Regions from separate parts of the Homo sapiens genome. Here region 1 is linked to region 2. Evidence: read pairs that join two places in POLR2A ChIA-PET (ENCODE). Cell type or tissue: Panc1. All regions are shown on one strand. Each heading gives the region's core, and the rest is flanking DNA. Links, peaks and the distances in the headings are about the cores only. Region 1 has its middle 11 kb from the start of ZNF608. Region 2 has its middle 87 kb from the start of ZNF608.

Region 1 (5,385 bases), core at 168-5,167, 76 kb after region 2:
AATTAGCCAGGTGTGGTGGCATGCACCTGTAGTCCCAGCTACTCAGGAGGCTGAGGCGGAAGAATGGCTTAGGCCCAGGATTTCAAGGCTGCAGTGAGCTATGATCATGCCACTGCACTCCAGCTGTGGCGACAGAGCAAGAGCCTGCCTTAGAAAAAAAAAAAAGAATTTAATTCTGTGTCTGAATTGTGTGTTTCATTTTTACAACTCTATTTCTTTGAATAAGACAGAAAACATGTACTGAAGAAATCTAAACTACCAAATTTTTTCTTTATTTTAAAGAAAATGAATGAGCCAGATGTGGTGACTCATGCCTGCAAATCCCAGCACTTTGGGAGGCCCAGGCGGGCGGATCACAAGGTCAGGAGTTTGAGACCAGCCTGACCGACATGGTGAAACCCTGTCTCTACTAAAAATACAAAAATTAGCTGGGCATGGTGGCACACACCTGTAATCCCAGCTACTCAGAAGGCTGAGGCAGGAGGATTGCTTGAACTCGGGAGGCGGAGGTTGCAGTGAGCTGAGATTCCGCCATGGCACTCCAGCTTGGGTGAAAGAGCGAAACTCTGTCTCAAAAAAAAAAAAAAAAGTTTGTGCAAGGAAGTTATAAACTGTTCAACTGAGTCTCCTAGACACATGTTGAAAATATAAATAGCGGCTAGGCGCGGTGGCCTACGCCTGTAATCCCAGTACTTTGGGAGGCTGAGATGGGTGGATCACTTGAGGTCAGGAGTTCGTGACCAGCCTGGCCAACATAGTGAAACCTCTTCTCTACTAAAAATACAAAAATTAACCATGCGTAGCAGTGCATGCCTGTAATCCCAGCTACTTGGGATACTGAGGCAGGAGAATCGCTTGAACCCAGGAGGCGGAGGTGGCAGTGAGCCGAGATAGCGCCATTGCACTCCAGCCTGGGTGACAGAGCCAGACTCCGTCTCAAGAAAAAAAGAAAATATAAATAGCACGTTACAGATTTTCAACGTATATGGCCTTGCAAGTAAATTGGACTCAAAACAAACAAACAAAAACCTGTGTAAACAAAGGGTAGGCTACAGGTGTAATCTGCTGCTTGTTTGTATATACAGTAAAGTCATTTTACCCTGTTGGATTAATGCAAAAACTGTTCTAAATCCAAGGGATAAATTGTGTTTCTGAATAGCTCCTTCCTTCTCCAAGGCACGGTAGCTTTTTGTTTGTTTGTTTGTTTGAGACAGGGTCTTGCTCTTTTGCCCAGATTGGAGTACAGTGGCATAGCTCACCGTAATGAGCCTTGAACTCCTGGGCTCAAGTGATCCTCCTGCCTCAGTCTCTCAAGTAGCTGGGACTACAGGCATGTGTCACCACATTCACCTAATTTTTGAAATTTTTTGTAGAGACACGGTCTTGTTATATTGCCCAGTCTGGTCTCGAACTCCTGGCCTCAAGCAATCCTCTCGCCTTGGCCCCCCAAAGTGTTGGGATTATAGGAATGAGCCTTTCAACTGGCCCCAGTTTTTAACATAGAAATTTTCAAAAGTGTGTGTGCGTATGTAAGCGCATGTATTACATAAAGAATATTATGATCCCAGGGGGGCACGGTGGCTCACGCCTGTAATCCCAGCACTTTGGGAGGCCGAGGCGGGCGGATCACGAGGTCAGGAGATTAAGACCATCCTGGCCAACACGGTGAAACCCCATCTCTACTAAAAAATACAAAAAAAAACAAACAAAAAAAAAAAACAAAAAGCTGGGCGTGGTGGCGGGTGCCTGTAGTCCCAGCTACTCAGGAGGCTGAGGCAGGAGAATGGCGTGAACTCGGGAGGCAGAGCTTACAGTGAGCCGAGATCGTACCTCTGCACTCCAGCCTGGGCGACAGAGCAAGACTCCGTTCCAAAAAAAAAAAAAAAAAACAAAAACAAAAACAAAAACGAATATTATGATCCCTATCAACAAACCACCAGTCCCAATAATGGCCAGCTTTATGTCATTTTTTAACCTCACTCTGCCACCTATTGTGGTAAGACTTTTCCTTGGTTCAGCTAACAACAGGGTCCTTTTCCGTCCCACGGCCATGAAAATTTAGGTTCCCAGATGGTTTGAAGGGTGAGTGAAGCAGGGTTTTATTGGGTGAAAAGGAAGAAAAGGGGGAAACAAGGACTCTGGCAGATAGAGTGCTGCTCACCAGCAGCTTGGATCCCAGGTTCCACACAGGAAAAGGTAAGGCAAGGTTCCTCCCTGCTGCAAATGTCCTGAACTTCACGTTGGTGAGGCTCCATCTCATTGGGCAGGCTGGTTGGAGTTTCTCCAGGGACCCCCTCCCACCTGGCTGCCTCACTATTATGGGAATATTTCTTAAATGTTTAAAATTTTTCTCAGATCCAAAGATGTGACCAAAAACTTTTTTTTTCAATTAAGTGATAAGAAGAAAATTGATTTTTAAAAAATATCCTGAGTATAAGGACCAGAAGTGATACAATTTCTCGCAGAATTTGCATGTATCTGATCAAATGTGCCATATCTTCAGTTTGGCATAGAGTTGTTCTATGTTGGAAAAAAGTTAGCACATTGCTTGTTAACTGCATTTCTTTCAGGAAAAGAAGTCCTTGGTCACCTGTTAATGTTCCTGCACTCAACAAAAAGAATGGCAATGTTGTCTGGAGTTTTGTTCTTTTATAATAGTCCTGGTGCAGTGGTTAAGCATACAGGCTTCCTATATTAAATCTTGGCTGGACCAAGATTTGGCTGGAAAATTTAGACAAATTACATGATTTCTGTGTCTCAGTTTCCTCATTCTGATGCTAATACTACTTATTTCACTTGCCTGCTATGAAGATTAAATAAATTAATACATATAAATAATTAAGAAGACTTTTTGGAACATAGTAAATCACACATGTATTTCCTACTATTATTCACTTGAATTACAAACCTATTTCAGGCTGGGCGTGGTGGCTCATGCTTATAATCCCAGCATTTTGGGAGGCCGAGGCAAGAGGATCCCTTGAGCCCAGCAGTTTGAGACCAGCCTGGGCAACATAGGAGACACCCTTCTTTACAAATATAAAGAAACTAGCTGGCTGTGGTGGTGCATGCCTGTGGTCCCAGCTACTCAGGAGGCTGAGGTAGGATTGCTTGAGCCCAGGAGGTTGAGGCTGCAGTGAGCTTCGATCATGCCTCTGCAATCCAGCCTGGGTGACAGAGTGAGATTCTGTCTCCAAAAATACAAAACAAAACAAAACAAAACAAAAAACCCCGACAACAACAACAACAACAACAAGCTTGAAAGAGTTGTGCATCCTTAATACACTATAGGAGTGTTAACTTCCTTTTTTTTTTTTTTTGAGACAGAGTCTCGCTTTGTTGTCCAGACTGGAGTTCTGGAGTGCAGTGGCATGATCTTGGCTCACTGCAACCTCTGCCTCCCAGGTTCAAGTGATTCCCCTGCCTCAGACTCCTGAGTAGCTGGGATTACAGGCAGCTGCCATAATGCCCAGCTAATTTTTGTATTTTTAGTAGAGACGGGGTTTCACCGTGTTGGCCAGGCTGGTCTCGAACTCCTAACCCCAAGCGATCCACCTGCCTCGGCCTCCCAAACTGCTGGGATTACAGGCGTATGCCACAGCACCCGGCCAAGAGTGTTAATGTTTAAAACATCTTTTAAAATTACAAATAAAAGGCAATGTTTTAATTATGAAAAAATACATTGTCTCCTTTACCTGAAAGATTACTTTTCAGTATTAAAGGTTTTTTAATTTAATGTTTTGACTTGTAAATATCTCAATAAAATTCTTTTTGGGAGACATTATGTTTAGAATTATAAAAATTAAAGCATATGTTTGTTCATTTAACTTTCATGGGACCCCTCTAAAATCCAAAGACACATCATTAAAACCCAAATAAACAGAAAACATTAAAATATGGTTAGAAAACATGTTCTCGTATATTCAACTCTATTCTTAACAGATCATTACATTTTAAAGGTGTTTGCAAGAAAATACAAGGTGCTTCCTTAAATGATTTTAAGAATCTTAAAAAAGAGGACAGAAGGACAGAAAGGAAAAGAAAGGAAAATAAAAGATGATTAAAATATTCATAGTAGAAAAAGGTCCACAGAGCAGTCTGGCAGGCAATGCATGTGATGAGCTGTAGAAACCTTAAACATCCTGGACCAGAAGTCAGCCAATCAGGGGGCTGAGAACCACATTTCCATAATGATGATTGGCTGGTGGACTGGAGGCACCGCTGAGCTGTGAGGAAGGGGAGGAAAGGCTCTGCTGAGAAAATAGCAAAACAACTTTCTGGCTTTCTGTTGTTTATTGCATATTCTCCAAATGATTGTAGTGATTCATTCTTTAGGAAAGCTTGTTTTGAAAACAAAAGAGGCACAGTTGTTCACAACAAAAGTGATATTCAACAGCCAAAGGAGCCGAGTATAACGGAACTCTTTTATTCTTCTTTAAAATAAACTTTGGTCTCCTGATTTCATCTAACCAAATATGTTAAGACTTCCCAGGTGATGCATAAGGGTTGGATTTAAATATTAAAATTAGGCAGGGGTTACTGTTTCTGATAAGTATCACTGCTTTGTTCTTCTGTCAGCTTTAGAAAATGTGCACAAATAGAATATATTTTTATAAAATGTGAAAAAAATCCTTAAATTCTAGCATCAAAAGTATATTTAGTGCTTTCACACTTGAGGGAATTATGCCACTCTCCAAAAAGAAACTAATTTAGGCATTTTGTTTTCCTGCAGTCATATATGTGTGAAAGTTGGAGATACATGTATCAATGTGTTTGGTATTGCTCTCAATTTTTACACATATGTAAAAATCTACTGTCATGAAGTCATAAGGATTTTAAAAATGACAAAAGAAGAAGCAGAGAAATGGAGGCAAAGGAGAAAGATGGAGTGGAACGTAATGGCTGGATCCTGCTGCCTCTTGATCTTCCTGTGCTTGATCGTATTGCATTTTGTTGTAATTGTTTTGAATTCAAATAGAGCAGTGACAACATTTCACCTACAAGTTTTTAAATTTAGTTTTACAAACACTGTATCTACGGGCCATCTATCTGGAAATGAGAATAACTCTATAATGCAGATTAAGCAGAAGTATTTTGCAGTCTCTCCCAGTGACTATTCCTTGGCTAGCTAACAGACCAGCCATTCAGAAGCAATTTTCTTCAGGCTGAAATTATGTGCTGACCTTAGCAGATCACTTCCCATAATAACCCTTCCCCCACCCAATGCTAAATACAATCTGTCTCCTACTCACTGTAATAACGTGCAAATGACTGTAATTTTACAGACAAGAAACAGCCGAAAGTGAAACGTGTCTAAACAGAGGTCGATTTGAAAAATCAGGGCTATTACCTAAATCTGTAAAATACATATTGTAATAAAACCAG
Region 2 (5,385 bases), core at 104-5,103:
CGTGAGCCACCGCACCCAGCCCTTTTTGCTTAGTCTTGCTTTAGCTATGCAGGCTCTTTTTAGGTTCCATATGAATTTTAAGATTTTTTTTTTTTTTTTTTTTTTTTTTTTTTTTGGTGAAGAATGATGGTGGTATTTTGATGGGAATTGCATTGAATCTGTAGATTGCTTTTGGCAGTATGGTCATTTTCACAATATTGATTCTATCCATCCATGAGCATGGATGTGTTTCCATTTGTGTCATCTATGATTTCTTTCAGCAGTGTTTTGTAGTTTTCCTCGTACAGGTCTTTCACCTCCTTGGTTAAGTATATTCCTAAGTATTTTATTTTATTTTTTTGCAGCTATCATAAAGGGATTGAGTTCTTGATTTCATTCTCAGCTTGGTTGCTGTTGGTGTGCAGCAGAGCTAGTGATTTGTGTACATTAATTTTATATCCTGAAACTTTGCTGAATTCATTTATCAATTCCAGGAGCTTTCTGGAGGAGTCTTTAGGGTTTTCTAGGTATACAATGAGATCATCTGCAAACAGTGACAATTTGACTTTCTCTTTACTGATTTGATGCCATTTCTTTCTCTTGTCTGATTGCTCTGGCTAGGAATTTCAGTACTATATTGAATAGAAGTGGTGAGAGTGAGCATCCTTGTCTCGTTCCAGTTTTCACAGGGAATGCTTTCAACTTTTCTCCATTCAGTGTTATGTTGGCTGTGGGGGTTTGTCATAGATGGCTTTTATTACATTGAGGTATGTCCTTTGTATGCTGATTTTGCTGAAGGTTTTAATCATAAAGTGATGCTGGACTTTGTCAAATGCTTTTTCTGCCTCTATTGAGATGACCATGTGATTTTTTTTCTAATTCTGTTTATGTGGTGTATCACATTTATTGACTTGTGCATGTTAAATCATCCCTGCATTCATGATATGAAACCCACTTGATCATGGTAGATTACCTTTTTGATATGCTGTTGGATTCAGTTAACTAGTATTTTGTTGAGGATTTTTGCATCTATGTTCATCAGAGACATTAGTCTGTAGTTTTCTTTTTTTGTTATGTCCTTCCCTGGTTTGTGTATTAGGGTGGTACTGGCTTCATAAAATTATTTAGGGAGGATTCCCTCTTTCTCTATCTTGTGGAATAGTGTCAATAGAATTGGTACCAATTCTTTGAATGTCTGGTAGAATTCAGCTGTGAATCCATCTGGTCCAGGACTTTTTGTTGTTGTTGTTGGTAATATTTTTATTACTACTTCAATCTCTCTGCTTGTTATTGGTCTGTTCAGGGCTTCTAATTCTTTCTGATTTAAGCTAAGAGGGTTGTATCTTTCCAGGAATTTATCCATCTCCTCTAGGTTTTCTAGTTTATATGTGAAAAAGTGTTCATAGTAGCCTTGAATGATCTGTATTTCTGTGGTATCAGTTGTAATATCTCTCATTTCATTTCTAACTGAGCTTATTTAGATCTTCTCTCTTCTTTCCTTGGTTAATCTTGCTAATGGTCTATCAATTTTATTTATATTTTTCAAAGAACAAGTTTTTTGTTTCATTTGTCTTTGTTTTTTGTTTGTTTGTTTGTTTCAATTTCATTTAGTTCTGCTCTGATCTTGGTTATTCCCTTTCTTCTGCTGGGTTTGGGTTTGGTTTGTTTGTTTCTCTAGTTCCTTGAGCCATGACCTTAGATTGCCTGTTTGTGCTCTTTCAGACTTTTTGATGAAGACATTTAAGGCTACGAACTTTCCTCTTAGCATTGCCTTTGCTGTAAGTGTGATAACATTTAAATGTGAGATCATAGATATGTTACAAAGAAGGATAAATTTGGGGGAAATTTTCTGTATATGAGGATGCTTTTTTTAAAAATATTACTTATGTGCCTGAAAGGCCTGAGGTATTAACCTAGAGTAGACTTGAACCTCTGAAGGGACTTAAATGTATAGAAAAGATAAGAGCTGAGTCAGGATCAAAGTGTAACATGGATGGCCAAAGGCCCATCCTACCCAGAGATGGAGCTAAGCAAAGGCCACTCAGAGAATTCCTGTGGCCAAATTGCAGGGAACACAGTGTGGGGACTGCATATCTCGTAATTTTTAGTACCTTCTGATTTCAAATGGTTTGTCCCATTTTTCCTTTAAGGGCATAAGCAATAAATACACCATTTTCTTTCCAAATATACAGTTTGTGTAGTGCTTGGCTCCCTTGATGTTGATGTTTGCTTGAATTTAAAATAGGTGCCTGTAGGGCTTAGGAAGGCAAAGATTCCATTTGTCCTGGGTCCTGTAGGAATAAAAAAGTAGTACAGGCTAGGCTACATGGATGGTGGAAGTGTACACTGGCAAAAATAAACAATGACATCAAGCATCTGAATGTAGAGCAGTGATCCTCAACCCTCACTGTGTAGCAGGGTCTAATACTTGGTGCCTGGCACCTGCACTCTACTCCCGCTAAATTCATGTTCAGTTGCTCTGTAATGAGGCTCAAAACCTTCCTTGATATGGTACCACTAAGGAGCTTCTTAGAAATGTGGAATGTCAAGGCTCCAGCCCAGATCTACTGAATCAGAGTCAGTATTTTAACAAAAACTTCAGGTGATTTGTATGAACATAAAAGTCTTGCCAGACATCATGGCTCATGCCTGAAATCCCAGCACTTTGAAAGGCCCAGGCAGGGAAGACTCCTTGAGCCCAGGAGTTCTAAACCAGCCTGAGCGACATGGTGAAACCCCATCTCTAAAAAAATATTAAAAATTAGCCAGATGGACTAGCATGCACCTGTAGCCCTAGCTACTCAAGAGGCTGATGTGGGATAACTGCTTGAGCTCAGGAGATCAATGCTACAGTGAGCCTAGATCATACTACTGCACTCCAGCCTGGGTGACAAAGGGAGACCCTGTTTGAAAACACAGAAAAAGGAAGGAAGAAAAGAAAAGAGAAGGAAGGAAGGAAGAAAGTTGGTTAGTTTGAGAAATACTGCTGAAAGGGATCAGAATATGCTAACCCAAATATGCTACTTTAGCGTAAGGATTATTTTTAGTTGAAGGCAATTGAGAAACAGCAGAAACAGGAAGAGCTCTCTGCCCTCCCCCTTTCTGTCTAAAAGCAGGGCATAGATTTCCTTTGTAAAGATGTTCCCTTCTTTCTACAAGGAAAAAGGGAGCAACTCCAGAGACAATTCTTATCACCAGAGACAACCCAAGTCTGCATAACAAACTTTACAAAACAAAACTTATCTACATTTCCTAGTCACTTTCACAATTTATCACACTTAGGATCCCAAATCCCTTTTTCCTTTGTTTAGTCATTTCTCCACAATTTATCACCCTTTGTTAAAATGGTATATAAGTCACCAGGTCTAACCACCTCTTTGGGTTTTCATTTCTTTTCTGTGAAGCCCCTATGCAAGTAAAAATGTTCACAAAATGTGTATACCTTTTCTCCTGTTGATCTTTTATTAGTTTAATTATAGGCCTCAAGCAAATAACTGAAGACAGTAGAGGAAAAGTTTTTCTCTCCTACACTACTTTGGGAGATGTTTGTGACCTGGAAAGGGGTTTAATGATAGGAAATGCTTGTAGGTTCTCTTTAATACTTTAAACTTGTGCCAATTAGGAGGCCACAAAACATTTGTGTCTGATCCACTACAGGATTATTTACTAGGAAATTTCCCCCCACACTGGAGTACAGTGAGGACTTCAGCTGAATGTATATATTTAGCACTTCAAACAGGCTAAGATCAGGGCCCAGGAGCCAGCAAAAATGGCAGTAGTTGAACAGAGCTCACCTCTGAATTTAGAACAGAGGCTGCTATCTTTCTACTATTTTAGACTTCCTGCTGGCTAAGATCATCCCTTAGCCTAGAGGTATTGATTATAGCCAGAAATAAATCAGAGACTTCTATGCCTGCTTGAGTTAAGAGAAATCAGACTTCACACTCTTGACAGCTCTGCTGGAGCTGAGGTCTGCACCCAGCCAACACAAATCATTTATAAACAGAAATGAGAAGGCACTCTCACAGCATGGTCACAGTCATGGAAAGCATTAAGCTAAAGCAGAGGCTCAGTCCCAAAATTAGCAGTGTCAGCATCACCTGGCCACTCCCAGACCTACTTAATCAAAATCTCAGGAGGTTGAGGCCCAGTAATCAGAGTAATTAGAGTTTTAACCAGACCTCCAGGTGATTCTATTGCAAGCTAATTATTGAGAAGGAAGCTTCTTCCCATGTGTACTGAGCCTTGGAACTTATGTACCAGGCACATTTCTAAGCATATTAACTCATTTAATCTTCACACCAGCCCTATAAGGTGGATACCATTTTTATCCCTTCTTATAGATGAAGACAGTGAGGCTCAGAGCACATTTTACATCATTTTACAAAACTGAAACCAATCAAGTGCCTGGCACTGTGGTGTACTAAGCACTTGGGCACAATGGGGAGCAAAACTCATATAACTGTTCTAGTGGAACCCACAGGCTAGAGTAGCCACTAAGGATATAATCAAACAAACAAGAAGTAAGAGACAAATTGTGTTACATAAAGAGATATCTGAGCCATAACAGTGGTCCCAAGGTTGCCGTCTCACATAGGCAGCAGATCGCTGCTGGCTAGTGGTAGGAAGCCTCAGCTCCTCTCCACACTGGGTCTATCCACAAGTCTATTTGAGTGTCCTCACAACATAAACAGCAATTTAAAAGAAGAAGGTGGAAGCCAAAATGCCCTTTATAGGGCTGCCAGGTTTCACAAATAAAACTACATAACACCCAGTTAAATTTGAATTTCAGGTAAATAATAAATGAAGTGTTAGTATAAGCATGACACATGCAATATTTGGGACACACACTAAATTTTTATTATCTGAAATTCAAAGTTAATTGGATATACTGTATTTTATCTAAAAACCCACCCTTCATTACCTAGGTTCAGAAATCATACACCATCACTTTTGCCATACTTAATTAGCCATGCTGAGCAGCTGTGATTCAATGGGAGAGGAAACTACACAAAAGTGTGGACACCAGGAGGTGAAGATGACTGGGGGCTACTTTGGAGGCTAAGACACCAGATTTGCTACCTGTCACCAAAGGGTTTCTCCAGGGAGCCATTCAGTTTCCTCACATTTTTCCCCAAAAAGGAGTGATCATTCAGCATCTATGATCACAGCATTATGGTATCAAGACACAAAATAAGAATAATAAGAGTAATTCCCCTGAAGGAAGGGGAAGGTGAACAATTTAAGCTTTTCTTGAAGCCACTTCCTCAACAGTGAGATCAATGTTTGCATGTGTCTAATTTTAATATCTATTCAAAATTATATTTTTACCTACTATGCAAAAGGCTTCCAAACAATAGGGATGCTTTTCTCTTTTTTTTCTTTTTTTTTTAATTTGAGATGGAG

What was found. ChIA-PET counts read pairs that join two places held together with the same protein. Peaks named below come from ENCODE experiments on the same cell type or tissue, not always from the same donor. Only the 100,000 strongest peaks of a DNase experiment are listed, where the experiment ranks them.
Region 1: POLR2A ChIA-PET joins it to region 2 with 5 read pairs; 6 of 35 experiments call an interaction of 5 or more read pairs at or near these places.

Annotation. Positions count from the first base shown.
Region 1 is chr5:124,754,599-124,759,983 of GRCh38, reverse strand. No RefSeq gene overlaps it. Among named protein-coding and RNA genes, the nearest start is that of ZNF608, 11 kb to the right of the region's middle. In Panc1, for the core only: no CTCF peak of the experiment used is centred there; no DNase peak of the experiment used is centred there; H3K4me3 peaks cover 377 bases; H3K27ac peaks cover 1,599 bases.
Region 2 is chr5:124,830,603-124,835,987 of GRCh38, reverse strand. No RefSeq gene overlaps it. Among named protein-coding and RNA genes, the nearest start is that of ZNF608, 87 kb to the right of the region's middle. In Panc1, for the core only: no CTCF peak of the experiment used is centred there; no DNase peak of the experiment used is centred there.